Regions from separate parts of the Homo sapiens genome. Here region 2 is linked to region 1. Evidence: chromatin loops called from intact Hi-C (ENCODE). Cell type or tissue: PC-9. All regions are shown on one strand. Links, peaks and the distances in the headings refer to the core of each region. The heading gives the core; the rest is flanking DNA. Region 1 overlaps EPC1 (enhancer of polycomb 1). Region 2 overlaps KIF5B (kinesin family member 5B).

Evidence for each region. A loop is a pair of places that touch in the nucleus more often than their neighbours do. Peaks named below come from ENCODE experiments on the same cell type or tissue, not always from the same donor. Only the 100,000 strongest peaks of a DNase experiment are listed, where the experiment ranks them.
Region 2: it touches region 1 in a loop (4-fold over the local background); 5 of 110 quality-filtered maps call a loop at or near these places.

What each region holds. Positions count from the first base shown.
Region 1 is chr10:32,273,690-32,276,511 of GRCh38, reverse strand. All of the region lies in intron 10 of EPC1 (enhancer of polycomb 1), which reads left to right. Among named protein-coding and RNA genes, the nearest start is that of EPC1, 72 kb to the left of the region's middle. In PC-9, for the core only: no CTCF peak of the experiment used is centred there; no DNase peak of the experiment used is centred there; H3K27ac peaks cover 339 bases.
Region 2 is chr10:32,033,782-32,036,603 of GRCh38, reverse strand. It overlaps KIF5B (kinesin family member 5B), which reads left to right. Exons shown (of 26, transcript NM_004521.3): 9 at 610-714; 10 at 937-1,082; 11 at 1,766-1,914; 12 at 2,566-2,759. Among named protein-coding and RNA genes, the nearest start is that of KIF5B, 21 kb to the left of the region's middle. In PC-9, for the core only: no CTCF peak of the experiment used is centred there; no DNase peak of the experiment used is centred there.

The DNA of each region.
Region 1 (2,822 bases), core at 92-2,591:
AAGATGAAGTCTTGCTCTGTGGCCCAGGCCAGAGTGCAGTGGTGCGGTCTCGGCTCACTGCAACCTCTGCCTCCTGGATTCGAGCGATTCTCGTGCCTCAGCCTCCCGAGTAGCTGGGATTACAGGCATGTGCCACCACGCCTGGCTAAGTTTTTGTATTTTTGGTAGAGACGGGGTTTCACCATGTTGGTCAGGGTGGTCTCAAATTCCTGACCTCCGGTGATCAACCTGCCTCGGCATCACAAAGTGCTGGGATTACAGGCGTATGCCACTGCGCCCAGCCTGTCTTTCTCATTTTAGATGAAGACAGAGTCCCAAAAGATTTACTTTCTCAGGAATACTCAGCTAATTATGATAGAGCTGAGGACTAAGAATGTCAAGGTCTTTTGGCCCCTAGACCATAGTTATTATTACCACCACTTACAGCTTAAGGGTTGCTCTGTGCATTTCTCCTAGACTATTTGCCAAAAGTGTCCAGGAAAAATTTCATAACTAGACTCTGTAGAAGACAGCAATATCTAACAAATAGGCTAACATAGTAATCTAAAATGTTGATTGCATTTTTTTTTTTTTATGAGACGGAGTCTCACTCTGTCACCCAGGTTAGAGTGCAATGGTGTGATATCAGCTAACTGCAACCTCCACCTCCCGGGTTCAAGCGATTCTCCTGCCTCAGCCCCCTGAGTAGCTGGGACTACCACACCCAGCTAATTTTTGCTTTTTCCTTTTTTTTTTTTTAGAAGGAGTCTTGCTCTGTCATCCAGGCTGGAGTGCAGTGACGCGATCTCGGCTCACTGCAAGCTTCGCCTCCCGGGTTCACACCATTCTCCTGCCTCAGCCTCCCAACTAGCTGGGACTACAGGCACGTGCCACCACGCCCGGCTAATTTTTTTTTTGTTTTTTTTTTTTGGTAGAGATGGGGTTTCACTGTGTTAGCCAGGATGGTCTCAATCTCCTGACCTAATGATCTGCCCACCTCGGCCTCCCAGAGTGCTGGGATTACAGGCGTGAGCCACCGCGCCCAGCCAACTTTTGCATTTTTAATAGAGACGGGGTTTCACCATCTTGCCCAGGCTGGTCTCGAACTCCTGACCTCGTGATCCACCCACCTCGGCCTCCCAAAGTGTTGGGATTACAGGCGTGCGCCACCGCGCCTGGCCTTGATTGCATTTTTATTTCCAAGTCTGTATTAGGAAGAAGTTAACAGTTGTTAAGAAGTGAAATTCACAAGATCTTCAAAGACTCAGGATTAAGATGTTAAATAAGGCAAAAATATTTGGACTTTATTCACATTGATTTCTAATTAGCTATTGATAAATGTTTAATTAAACACACACGCCAGCAAAGTTCTACAAAAGAATACTTTCTTTCATATATATGGACTTTAATACATAGACATTCAGTGAATGCTAAATTATTGTTTTTCTATATATGTGATGACCTGACCTTCCAAAAATGGTTTGTTTGCTTTTAAATTTACTGAGCATTCCCTACTAGAAAAGCCAAGGCTTAGGCAAAACACTCAAACTTAGGAAATTAAACTGTAAATCTCACAAATATATTGGCAAAAGTATCTAGTGAGTCAAGGATTCTTACATTTAAATAATTTTCGTGGATTTTTTTTAAACATGAGAAATATTAACTATGAAATTATTTGAGGGCAGCATTGACTTTTTTAGATTTTCTTCAAGTTTTGGTATAACACATTTCTGTTTATATGGAAATGATCATGTTGACAGTTATTTTTATGTCAATATTTAGGGAGCATTCTATTATCAATAAAAATCTTTTCTACAGATTGCAGATTTGTGAATTACGAACATAGTAGGAAAAGGAGCTCATCAAAGGGAAGATATCAACTAAACAGATTTTAACACACACAGAAAATAAGAAAACCAATTTCCAACATTTTTTGCCCTTATAGCCCAAGAACTTAGTTCAACTCAAGTATAAGAACCTGTGTAGATACTAATAACTTATTAGGTTTTCTTGAATATTATTTCACAATTTTCTGATCCATTCAAAACATGGCAGAATTTGTACCTAACCTAATTTTCTAGTTGTACCAGGCAGAAAGTATATCCTGGAGGATAAAGAAAGATTCTTCATGAGTTATATAAGTGAAAAGTATAAAACTTGAAGTGATATTCTAACTAAATTATCAAACTGAAGTTAAACAACAAATTAGGTGACAGTATTTTGAAAACATTAAACTTTAGATTGAGGAAATGTGCATGATTTATAGATTCCCTGGTAGCCAGGGATGCATGATAAATCTTTTTTTGTTTTAAAATAATTCTTACTCAAACATCACAGGCTTCTTAAAGACGCCTTTAAAATCAGAGGTATTGTGATTGTATGTGCTTTTTTTTTTTTTAATTGGCAAAAAAGAGAAAAAGGTTTCCTTTTTAAAAACTGCACACACTTTTTTGGGGGGGTAATAAATGAACATTTTTTTGTTTGTTTTTTTTAGAACTGAGCTCTCCATAGACAAACATAAGTAGCATAACACAGTGTCTTTCCTCAGACATCATTCTGTACAGTAAATCAACATAAACAACTCCGTTCTTATTGACTGGATTTTTTCCAGGTGGGTTAATTGGGTGGGGAAAATTAATTAACCTTAACATTAGAGCCTCTTTTCTTCCTGTTAAACTTAAAGGATGAGTTCTTTAAAAAAAAGCAATAAACCAACCAACAACTGTAATCTTTCATATAGAGCAAATTTTTTTAATGACTACAATTAGAAAATATGTAGAACTATTAGTATATATACACAGAGCCATTAGGGATCATCTGAATGCCTTGGGAAGATATGGATT
Region 2 (2,822 bases), core at 280-2,779, 240 kb after region 1:
TATCTTTAACATAGATACTAGCTGGGCATGGTGGCACATGCCCGTAATACCAGCTACTGGGGAGGCTGAGGCAGGAGAATTGGTTGAACCCGGGAAGCGGAGGTTGCAGTGAGCTGGGATCAAGCCACTGCACTCCAGCCTGGGTGACAGAGTGAGACTCAGTCTCCAAAAAAAAAACACCACAACATAGATATTTAGATATTTTATATATTTTTAAAAGAAGCAGATTTGCTTATATAATGTGTTTAAAACTCAGTCTCTGTTTTCTAACAGTTACAACATCAACATTATGCATTAGCCAATTTTAGAAGGTTCCTGTTTTCTAATGTAGCAAAGGGGACTAACAGATTAATGAACTACAAATTTACATTTAAATTGGTTATTTTCAAGAGTACCTACAAACTACAGATAAAATTTGATGTCTCTCTAATCAAACTCTTAAGAGTAGTACTCAAGAAATGGTGGTATGCTTGGCAAATAAGATCATGAAGCTTTTCATGTTCTTTTTTCTTTTTTACTGGTTATTGATGACATATGAACATTTTAGAAAATGTAAAGAAAATTATAAACTTGTAATTTTGTTTCATTCTTTTGAAATCTTATGTATAGGTTAGTAAAACTGGAGCTGAAGGTGCTGTGCTGGATGAAGCTAAAAACATCAACAAGTCACTTTCTGCTCTTGGAAATGTTATTTCTGCTTTGGCTGAGGGTAGTGTGAGTATACATGTCTTCTATCTCCCTGTTACCTTATGGGGCATTATTTAAATATAGGTGTATATGTGTGCCTGGGTGTGTATGAGAGAGAGAGAGAGAAAGAGAGATTGAGATTCAATGTGTTTGAATCAGTATGTGTAAGTTAGTTGTCTTTTGGGAGTTTATTTTATAATAACATTTTATTATACTGGTCTTGTTTTCTTTCTTTGTTTTTGTATGCAGACATATGTTCCATATCGAGATAGTAAAATGACAAGAATCCTTCAAGATTCATTAGGTGGCAACTGTAGAACCACTATTGTAATTTGCTGCTCTCCATCATCATACAATGAGTCTGAAACAAAATCTACACTCTTATTTGGCCAAAGGTTTGTTGTTAAGAAAGTACAAAACCTAAATTTAGATAGACCTTTTGTTTATAAAATGTAGGAAAATGTGAGCTGTTATTCCAACCTGTACATACTGTTTTGTGCTAGACACACTCAGTTTGAATTGATGACAGATAATACAAGGTGGGTCTGATTTTTAGACTGCTTGGTTTAAGTTTTAGTACACATTAAAGTCAGATGTAATTTTAGTCAAATTTGTGTGACAAGCTGTAATTTGGTATTAAAGAAAATAAGCATTTGAATCAAATAATGAGGTCAAAGCCTGGCAAACATAATCCTCTGTTAAGCCTGTAGACATGCATGACAGGTTAATATAATCTGTATGAGATGATTAGGAAAATCAGTAATGATGATTCCGTCTTTGACTTTCAACAGTAATTTCTTAATTCAGCCTTGCAAACAAATTGGAAAAATATAGGCCTTTGTCTTTTATTTTTAGTGGTTTGTTGATTTTTTTTTTTTTAAAGCTATTCACAGATTTTGGAGCAGACTCAAATTTAGTTGAGTTGTAAATAACGTCATATGTTGCGGCTTTTAGTATTTAGTCTAAGAGATTACTGGACAAGCATAAGTTTCTTAGCCATATATACATATATTCCATATAGATAAAATTAAAAATAATTTCAGTCTCATCCTTTTTTTCCTCCAATTACATCTCTTAGGGCCAAAACAATTAAGAACACAGTTTGTGTCAATGTGGAGTTAACTGCAGAACAGTGGAAAAAGAAGTATGAAAAAGAAAAAGAAAAAAATAAGATCCTGCGGAACACTATTCAGTGGCTTGAAAATGAGCTCAACAGATGGCGTAATGGTAATAACTTAAGAATTTGTCATCTTCAGTTTGTTAAATACAGATTTAGAGCATAGAAACGTAGAAATAGTTCAGCAAAATCAGTAAGTGACTAGATCAAGAAATTTAATAGACATCGAAATAATTTTTAAAAAAATTAATAGAAATCCTGGAGCTGAAAAATAAAATGAGCAAAATGCAAGAGACCATCAGTAGTAGAATTAATTAAGCAGAAGAATCTGAACTTGAAGACAGATTATTTGAAAATAACACAGAGAAGAAAAAGTTTGAAAGAACGAGGCTGGGTGCACTGGCTCATGCCTGTAATCCTAGCACTTTGGGAGGCCAAGGTGGGCAGATCACTTGAGGTCAGGAGTTAGAGACCAGCCTGGCCAACATGTTGAAACCCCATCTCTACTGAAAACACCAAAATTAGCCTGGCATGGTGCTGAGCGCCTGTAATCCCAGCTAATCAGGAGTCTTGAGGCAGTAGAATTGCTTGAACCCTGGAGGCAGAGGTTGCAGTGAGCCTAGATTGCACCACTGCACTCCAGCCAGGGTGACAGATTGAGACTCTGTCTCAAAAAAAAAAAAAAAAATTTTTAAAGGAATGAAATTGAAATTAGCTTTAGACGTCGTTTTTTTATTAACCACTTTATTTTCTTATTTTAGGGGAGACGGTGCCTATTGATGAACAGTTTGACAAAGAGAAAGCCAACTTGGAAGCTTTCACAGTGGATAAAGATATTACTCTTACCAATGATAAACCAGCAACCGCAATTGGAGTTATAGGAAATTTTACTGATGCTGAAAGAAGAAAGTGTGAAGAAGAAATTGCTAAATTATACAAACAGCTTGATGACAAGGTAGGTATTGCTTGATTTAGGTCTGCTTTATATTAGGATACTATTGACATGGGTGTTTTTATT